2 separate regions of the Mus musculus genome follow, and region 1 is linked to region 2. The links are chromatin loops, found by intact Hi-C in ENCODE. Cell type or tissue: left cerebral cortex. All regions are shown on one strand.

The links. A loop is a pair of places that touch in the nucleus more often than their neighbours do. Peaks named below come from ENCODE experiments on the same cell type or tissue, not always from the same donor. Only the 100,000 strongest peaks of a DNase experiment are listed, where the experiment ranks them.
Region 1: a loop joins it to region 2, with 2.1 times the contacts of the local background. A loop is called at or near these places in 2 of 42 quality-filtered maps.

The regions. Positions count from the first base shown.
Region 1 is chr12:89,125,950-89,130,949 of GRCm38, reverse strand. The region is part of intron 3 of Nrxn3 (neurexin III); the gene reads right to left. Among named protein-coding and RNA genes, the nearest start is that of Gm40537, 160 kb to the right of the region's middle. In left cerebral cortex, no CTCF peak of the experiment used is centred here; DNase peaks (open chromatin) are centred at 760, 1,228, 1,775 and 3,083; H3K4me3 peaks cover 256 bases; H3K27ac peaks cover 2,035 bases.
Region 2 is chr12:89,300,069-89,305,068 of GRCm38, reverse strand. The region is part of intron 7 of Nrxn3 (neurexin III); the gene reads right to left. Among named protein-coding and RNA genes, the nearest start is that of Gm40537, 330 kb to the right of the region's middle. In left cerebral cortex, a CTCF peak has its summit at 2,851 (motif pointing right); a DNase peak (open chromatin) is centred at 2,856.

The DNA.
Region 1 (5,000 bases), 170 kb after region 2:
GACAGGATCCCATGTAGCTCAGGCCAGCCTTGAACTTGTTATATGTCTAGAGATAGCATTCAAGTCCTGATCTTTCTACCTTCACCTATCAGATGCAAGGGTTATAGCATCCAACTATACTTTCTCTTGTCCCCAGGCTTTCTGGCTGACTGCTCTTCTTGTTTCAGACTTAATCTGACTCAGGATTTTACTTACACAGCTCCCTCTGCCAGCTGCAATTTCTCCTAAACCATCCCATGACCATCTTATTTGTCACATGGAGGGCTTGGCTAACAAGCTGACCACTTGACCCAAGAAAATCAACCTGTAGTCACCCTCTTTTGCACAGTTCTTTCATTTTTCTGCATAGCTCTCTTATTTTCATACGTATATATTTCTCGGCACATACTAGCTCAGGAGAGCAGGATCAAAGCTCCCTCTAGTCACCTCCTAGAACCATGAGTTGTTTGTTGAATAAGTGGGGGGAAAACGGACTTCTTTGACAATATGGCCCTCATTCTCATGACCTCTGGCACTAGCAGACAGTAGGTGCACATTTACTGTTGACTTAATTGGTATAACTTCTTCTCTCAGCACTAACGATGGTCTCTAGAAGCAGCTAAGCCCCTGAACACTCATCCAGAAAAAACAACTCTGTCTGTGGAGAGTCTTACTAATGAGAGGGTAGTGTAACCCACAATGCCCTTTTGGACTCTTCAATTCTTTGTGCTAAAACCACCAAACACTATGGAATGGGGAGCCTGGGTATGGACTCCTTGCCCAACTATGAAGGTAAATTTGTCCTTGAAGGTAAATTTGTCCTTGGAAGGACTCCTAGGGAGGTGTATGCCATTAAAAGCATTACTCTGAAAACAGTACCTGCCCTCCACACCTGTCTAGACTGTTGCTTATCATGACCAGGGCAGTGAGTGGTCCTATGGCCGAATTCTATATGTTTAAGCTTCCTCTAAAATAGCCAGGCTCAAGAGCAAGGGACAGAAGTGTGGTGCATTTAAAAGATGGAGGGACAGGAAACAGTATTGACAACATAGACCTTGGATATTGTCATTACAAACCAGACCCTGTGAGCCAGACAGCTCTGTTGTGCCTCCAGAAGCCCCCAGAGACCTTGTCCTTCAGACATCTGCAGGCAACTGAAGCTTGTAGGGAGGCACACCCTGGATGCTGGCTCTGCTGTGGCCACATTTAGACTGTACTGCATTACCTCACTAGCAGCCAATCAGCGTCTCCCGAGCCTCAGCACACATGCTCCCCTCTGCCACAGACATTGCCTCATGTCACTCTCTGTCCCTGGAGCCTCTACTGCAGTGACCAAGAACCCACTCTGGGTGGGTGGCACAGGAGAGGTGGGAGTAAAAAGGCTGGATGTCAAAGCCACAGGCAACAGTGGTTTCTCCCTGAAGGCTCTTCTCCATCCCACGGGAGTCCGGCATGCCAGGAATGCGTGCTCTGTTCACCTGCCCCCCCCCACTCAGATACCATGGGTGGGTGGGCAGCAAGAGAGCATAATAGGGCCAAGGAGAGACTGCAGCAGCTTTAGAAGAAATTGAGTGCTGCGTCGCAGTTGGAGCACTGTGTGCACCTGCTGGTGACATCAGTAATCTGTTACACCTCCTCACGCCAGGACCCTCCCTGGAGGCTTGGTGCTGAACAGACAGCGGCCCTCACCCCATAGCCTGTACAGTCCCTGCCCACCCCTTCCAAAGACTAAATTGAAGTCCCTAGCCTCTGGGCTGATAAACTTGAAAAGCTGAAGCTAGTATTTAAGCAACTGAGAGGATCTTTCATGCCCAAAGCATCTGTACATTGTTAAAAAAAAAAGGTGGGTGTTAGCCAGGACCCCAATATCTGCCAACAGAGCTGCCTCTCCCATGGGTTTCAGGGAGCTCCCTTCTTCTGGGAGGCATCCTTGCTCAGTCTAGTGAGAGACTTTGAGAGAAGAGCAGTTTATCTTTACAGGGTCTCGCTTCAGAGAGTTTTCCCTCCAGGTAGAACTAGGAATGTTAATATATCTTTAAATGGAGGAAGGGGTGGCAGTGGACAGGGTGGGAAACCATTATAAATCGTCACAGGGTGTTCAATATTTTACACAAACACAGCTATCTAGCAGCAATAATGGCTCCACAGATGTGCCACGTGCGTGTATTGTTAATAGCTTTCCATGTGCCAGGGAGAAGAGTCTAGCTAGGGAACACAGAGAGAAAATATTAATGAGGGGTGAAATCAGATGACTCAAGACTCCCTCTGTTCAATGCTAATGCATGCAAACAAGATGTAGGGTTATTTCTTGATGACATTTGACTTCAGCCACCCCATGCAGACATTCTCTCCCCCTTTGAGAACTTCAAAAACATCTTATCAGAGCATACAAAGTCCTGCTACCGATCATTATTATGACACATATAGGAGTATTTTATGTGTGGCTAGTCTCTGTCCCTCTCTGCAGACACTGAGCCCAGTGTGTGGTATCCTATACACTTAACAAAAACAAAAATAACAACAAAAACCCATTTACTTGAAAGAACTATGACCCCACTGCACTTAGATCAGATTAATTAACAATTCAATCAAAATTCTATGTTGAAATTGCTGATAAAACTTTTTCTGGACAGAAAAGCAAAGAAAGCTAGTGCCCTCGAGCACACAAAGGAAACTGATTGTGGTATCTACCTTAGACAATCCTGACTACCTCTTAATTTTCAACACTCAGCTAATGAATCGGAGCCAGAAAGACATGTCCTTGTTTATTATAACCATGACAGTTAGAAAGTGACTCTGAGGAGGAGAAGTGACATTTTGAGATGGGAATGGGTTGGGGGGCAGGGTGGGATTAGAACTCAGGAAGCAGAAGTGATCCCACCATATTAGAAAACGCATGATAATGTCTTCCTGAGTCACCTCCCGTCAGACACATGCTATGCTCAGAGTCCAGGCCTCATCTTTATCAAGCCAAAGTCTCGATAGCCACTGGTGCAAAATGAGCCAAGCACTCAGAAAGGGTTAAAAAGAAGGCACTTGCCACAGGCTCCTTCCAGAGCAACGACAATGACTTCTAATGGCGCCATTAGAAAAGCTCCAGCCCCATTTTGCAAAGCTGATTTATTTTCAGCCTATTTTATTTCATTTATTACCTAAAGGATAATGCACACATTTTCAAGACCTGGTTAAAAAAAGAAACCTATTACATAACTGTAATAAGTCTGGCAGCTATTGTTGTAATGAACAAACTGGACATCTTGTCTCCGAGAAACGGATTTGGAGGTCTGTGGCCTAGGCATTTTTTTAGGATATTCAGGCCTTATGTCTTCCTAGATAGGAAGGACAGAAAAACACTAGAGGTTAAAGGTAGGAATCTACATATTCCGAGAGGAATTAGGGAAAACGACTTCTGAAACATCAGAGAACTGGGGATAGGCAGGAGGCTCTGATTGGCTTGTCTTCTTCAATTCTGCTTCAAATGTCATGGAAATCGAATCTGGCATTCATTCTATAGAAGTGGTTCTCAGCCTGTGGGTCACAACTACTTTGGGAGTTGCATAGCAGATATTCCGCATATCACATATTTACATTATGAGTCACAATGGTAGCAACATTACAGTTATGAGGTAGCAACAAAATAATGTTGTGGCTGGGGATTGCCACAGCATGAGGTACGGTATTAAAGGGCCACAACCTTAGGGAGGTTGAGAACCATTTCGCTACGGGTTCTGTGTGGAGCATCCTCATACCTCCATACTCAATGACCTAAGCAAACATCCATGTGTCAAGACCTCTACACAGAAGTCCAGGATAATAAACAATGCAGATAAAACCAATACAAAGATCTAAATCCTCTCAGCAACTGTGTTATACAACTGGACCGGGCCTTCCTGGTCCATTTCTCCTTCAGCTACCATTAAGGAAATTCAGGAAGTAACCTATTCTTGGCACAGGAAATGAACCGAAGTTGGAACTCAGGTCTATGTTTGCTTTCTCTGGTCTCTACTATTCCATGCAACTCATAATATGGCCCACAGACACAAGAACAGGGACATCACTGAGAAACATATTAGAAATCTAGTCTAGATTCCAAGAGTCCAGAACTATAGGATCAGATCCTTCACTAAACAGGCTTATCCTCTGTTCCCAACCTGTTCATTAATCTGTTCTGAGAGCAATGGGGCCATAGTTCTTGCAAGCAACTGGGCTTTTCTCTTCTTATCACTTGAAGGTTTTGTCTTAAAGGAAGAAATGATTAAAGTTCAAACTCATGACTTGGAAGAATAGAGCCAAATCTGACCCAGAAGGCTCCTTCCTGAAAACTAGCTTCCCTAATATGAGAAGGTACAATGCAAACTGCCAAGGGAGAAAAGTAGTCAACAGTCCTACCCAGCTCTTTATGAGCCACAGCAATGACCTGACATTTGTCTAACTGCTTTTAAGGTCCATTCAGTAGGAATGAACTGTATAGCTGGTAGTTACTGTATGCCTAGCCAAATATCTGTGGCTGGTAAGCCCATGGAAACTAGAGAAGAACCTACTATGGCCACTTGCCCAAACCAATACGATCTCTAGCTATGTTTTTTGAGACAGGGTCTCTCTATGTAGTCCTGGATGTCCTGGACCTCATTTTGTAGATCAGGTTGGCCTGGAATTCCACCTACCTCTGCCTCCCAAGTGCTGGGATTAAAGCCATGTACTACCATCATCCCACTTTGAACTATATTCTTAATACTTATTTTTATACCCACAGACAAGTGTGGCTCTTATTTCATGTCAAAAATAAAAGCTTCCTTTTGAAGTAGATAGTAACCATTCTAAAAAGCCTCAACTAATCAAAATACAGAGATCAGCTCACTATGGTGTGCCCACCCCTAAATGATATATGTGCAACATAACTGTATACCTACATCTCAAAGGACATTACAGCAGAGAGGATGGAAAGATTTCAAGAGCCAGAAGTCTAGGACATCTACTGCAAGACTTTGTCTTCTATATAAGATGGAAAAGCTGCACACATG
Region 2 (5,000 bases):
TTTGACTTGGATAATATAATGAAACTGGCTGTAATGCCTCCAATTTACATGCAACTTGCTCACCACAGAAAATTCTAAATGTATTGTTACAGGATCTTAACTGCCCTGTTTGGTAATTGGTTCCTTGAAAAGCAGAAGAAATAGTTGTCAATAACCAAGGTCTCATTAGAATTAGACATGATAGCTACTGTTATCCAAGACAAACCTCTCACTTTTCCATGCTGACTTTCCACATGTAGAAACATATCACAAGTGTTAAACTCATCCCATCTCCTAAGGCTCAGGAGAGTCTTGGAGAGATGGCTTCATAATATTGCTTCTCTCCAAGCATGAGGGCCTATGTTTAAATTCTCAGCCCTGCTGTAAATACGAGGTCAAGTGTACATGTGCCTATAACCTGAGCACTGGGAGGCAGATGAAGGCAGATCCTAGGAGCCTATCAACAAGCCAAATTGGCAAGCTTCTTGCTCAGTGAAAGACCCTCTCCCCAGGAAATAAAGTAAAGATTAACAACAGAAGACAGTAACGTCCTTTGTGTGCTGAAGGCATAAAAATTTATGCTTTCACATGCATATCAAATATACATGCACATACAGCACACACACACACACACACACACACACACACACACGGAGGAGATTACTTTGTCAGACTATAACCAACCAAGTATAAAATAAGCACTTGTATAAGTAATTACATATAATCTGCATCATGCAGGACTATAAAACAGAATAGCCAGAGAGAGTGACAACCCTCACATCAAGAGATAAACGAAACCCAAATTTCTTAGATTGCTCCCCATCTACCTTACCAAATGTGTGTTCACTCTGTGGCCCATCAAATGCCATCCAACAGTAACAGTGTTAGCATGCCTACGTCTATCTTTTTGGTCTTGCCTTTTCACTTACCTAGAAACATTTTTTTTCTTTTATTTACAAAAAGAGAAGATATTCACTCATTCCTTGTAATGAAACACTTCTTCTGTGACAGTGAGTTAAAATAAAGAACTGACTGAATGAATACAAGCATTCTTAAAATCATGTGATGTGTTAAAGTGTGAACTCTAGATCCACTGTGGGAACTACAGTTTTGCTGGGAGACCTGTGTGATCTCCCACAAGCCGCCTAACCTCAGTACCTCTGTACTTTCTCTCTCTCTCTCTCTCTCTCTCTCTCTCTCTCTCTCTCTCTCTCTCTCTCTGTGTGTGTGTGTGTGTGTGTGTGTGTGTGTGTGTGTGTGTGTGTGTGTGTGTTCCTATGTAGAAATAAGGAAGTAAGCATGCCATGGTGTATGCATTGAGGCCAAAGATCAACCTTCAATGCCTCTCTTGGTCTTTCATCTTATTTGACACAGGGTCTCTATGTTGTGTGTGCCATGGTATGAGAGATTAGCTGACCCAGGAGCTTCTGGGGATCTCTCATCTCTATCCTCCATCTTCCCATAGAAGTGTTAGAATTGCTGATGCTCTTGACATACAGCTAGCTTTTATGTAATTTCTGGGAAGTTAAGCTTGGGCCCTCACTGAACATCTGGCCAGTCCAGCTATGTGCTTTAAAAAAAAATGGACTAACAGTAGCCAATGTCAAGAGGTAGCTGATAGAAAGCCCCCAATAATAAAGTTACTATCACAATTATCTCTAATTATCTAGGCCCTGTGCCATTGCTCCAAGGCTGAGTTGAATTTATAGTCCTTAGTGAAGCTTTCTTTTGGCTACTTTGGCCAAGAGAATCTTTTTCTTCCTCCTTTTCTTTAATAAACATTTATTCACTGAATGGAAAATAGGATTTATCATCTATGCCAACCCTAATCAAGAAATAATGACTGCTTAGAGTCAGAGCAAAGAAGCAATGTGAAGCCAATTCCAGAATCTCCAGGGGGAAAATTATATGTAAAGATTGATGAAGGCTATGTGATGTGAATGAAGAATACACATGAGAAAAGACTACTAAGTGACAGTACTCAGCTATATTGGTGTAGGCATGAGTTTTCTCCTGCTTCCCATAGCCTTGCATCTCACCTAGGAAAACTGTTCAAGCCCCACTTTCTTTATTTGAAATATATATATATACATATATATATATTATTTTCTAGTATTGTTGGGAAATTCAATAAGAACTATTTCATACCTATCGCATTATTTATCATTGCTATATAATAACATGAAATGTCATGGCGGCTTAGGATAGAAGTTGAAGCCATCTCTCCCCACTCCCCAGTTGGGCAGTGTCTTGTGTTCCAGCCTGCCTCTGATTTTCAACTGCCCATGGCTACTCTGGATGAGGGGCTCATCCATGTACGTTTGTGTTGTGTGGGTAAAGTTTAAGTGAAAATATGTTTCTCTTTGACGAAAGCTAAGGCTAGGGGGAGGTAAATTCATTGCTGAAAGCCCCCCCCCACTTCCTAAGCCAGCAGCATGGCTTGTCTGGGCCACAGAGAACAAAAATGAAAGAATACAGAACAGAAGTTTAGATGGTTCCCCTCTGGGAATGATCCATGGCTATATGCCTTTGCTAGAGACACTAGTCAGGGCACGATTCCACTAGCGTAGAATTTTTCTTCCTCCTCCTACAGGCTAAGCAGGCAGGAAATAAAGCAGAAGAGGACAACAGCGTGACGGAGTAAACCCGGAATAAACCCTGGAGGTGTACGGGTAAAAGCATTAGAGCATTCTTAGAAAATGACACATTTAGCCGAACACTATTGTTGCAAGCCCATTTGAGATTCCATAAGAAAGAAAAATGGATGGAACTGCCCTCAAGGTGGAACTTGGAGCAGAGCTACTGAAATTCATAAGGAGCTGTCTAGACTTACTCTTTCCAATCACTGGAGGCCCAAAATGCCTGCAATTCATGGGATGGCCACCAGAGGGGGATAAAGCACATATTTGGTCATGTTTTCAGGAAAAGGACTTCTTTGGCTCTTTGACCCTTTTCCTTGGTCTGGGTTGCCTAATCCAACTGCGATACAGAAGGGTTTGTGCTTAGTCTTGTTGTAACGTGTTAGGTCATGTTTGGTGGATTTCCTTAGGAGGCCCGCTCTTTTGTTTGAAGGAAAAGGAGGAAGGAGTGGATGCGGGGAGTGAGGTTAGATTGCCAAAGATTTGAGTGATGTAGGCTGTAGATGGACAGACAGCTTTGAGTGCCTCTTACACATTTCCCAAGCACAGCAATTATTGTCTTTGCACAGTACTTCTTTTTATATTTATGGTGAGTAGTGCCATTAACTGTGTAAGCAAAACAATACGTACACGTCCGTCGTGTAGATGGAGAACCTGACCCAGGATCAGGCAATTATAAAGTAACAAGCAGGTATCACATTGTCTGGATTCAATCTTAGTACCTGCTTTCAAAAGGCCATGTTTTCTTTTGAAGCCTTGATCAACAATAGATGCAAGTTCTTTTGTCAATGTCACTCTTCACACATCTCCTAAGGTAGGGGTAGGGTATAAATTGCAAAGGAGTTTTAAAAGCATTAACTCTTTATGGAAATCGATGGTACTTTCTTCAAGAAGTAAGAAATTAGCATTGACACAGTCCCACTGACTACACAGAAGAAGGTATTCAGAGCTCACACTTCGCTTTCAGCTCCAGGATCCAGCCCAGGAACCATATTGCGTTTGAAATTCAAATGCTCATCATAGCATTTAGTGGCTATCATAGGCTCCCTCTCCTGATATCCAGCTTCGTCTATGACATCAGAGGTATCCACTTGACGACGGATCCTTCTTTAATAATTGATGCGAGACTCTGCATAACGGCCCTTAAGATGTAGTGGTTTTTAAGGTAGATATAGTGGATGGAGATAAGCGCTTTCACAGGCTTATGAAGCTGCTTTTCAAATTGAGAGTAAATATGATATAAAACTGGCATCAGCTGGGAAGAGGGACTATTCTTTTCCAGGCTCATTGCCCTCCACGGAATCCAATAACCAAATAAAAATTTAAGAAGAAATACAGGATGTGTAAGAACCTGGAAGAAATGTAAATAAGATTTTAATCAGCCTATCACATGGAACCAGGCGGGTGGCACACCATTAAACATGCTCACGCCGGAATTGGATCTATGTATAGCTGTTAATTGTGCAAATTCCCTTGTTCCTCAATGCCATCATTCCAAACCAGCTGCCAAGTACAGCTGGGTTGGTTTTGTTGTTGTTGTTGTTGTTGGGTTTTTTTTTTTTTTTTGGTCTTGTTTTCTTTTCAACAAAGGCAGTTTTTAAAAGTGGGAGCAAGACAGAAATGAAGTAAATGATTTAAAGGAACACACAACCCAACTTCCACTCTATCGTGAACCATGTAGTAGTGTTGAAAATGTATCAATTATTTTCCTGGGACATTACACTTCCCAGAAAGTATCCATACACATTGTATAGGATAGTCTTAAATTGTTTGGGGTAAATAAATATTTGGATGAGAAATAAGATGTCCCCGGTATTATTTTGTTGTCATAAGCAAGCCTTGTGAAAATAGGTCTCATCATTTTCATGTGCAAAATCATGAAAATGCATTACCTATATTTTCCAAGTGAAAGTAGTTTATATTGTCATTTTTTTGTATCACTATCTGCTTGGCATTTGAATACACATGTGAATCTGCAACAGGCTTTCATGCTTACACACACTGCAGGCAGAGAGACATCGAGATAATATATGGTCTTTGAGGACAGTATCCTTTTGGATACCCCCACCCCCAGGAGCATTTGGTACAGTATCGTCAATAAATGCTTTAGTAAAGGAGAAAGGAAAGAAGGTTCATTTCAGATGGTGCATGGACACCTTTCTTCAATGGTAGAATCTACTTAATAGAGGCATACCCATCCCACTGTGGGCATTTTCTCCAAAGAGAAAATTTGTGAATACACTGGACTTGCCATGTCTCTGTCCTAGGGACTACAAGGCCTCTCATTTTTTTAATCTGTAAAATTGAAAACAGTCTTCCTTTAAAGACTGTTACAAATCATCTTCTTTAAACAAATGTTACAAAGTCAAACAAAATTATTTA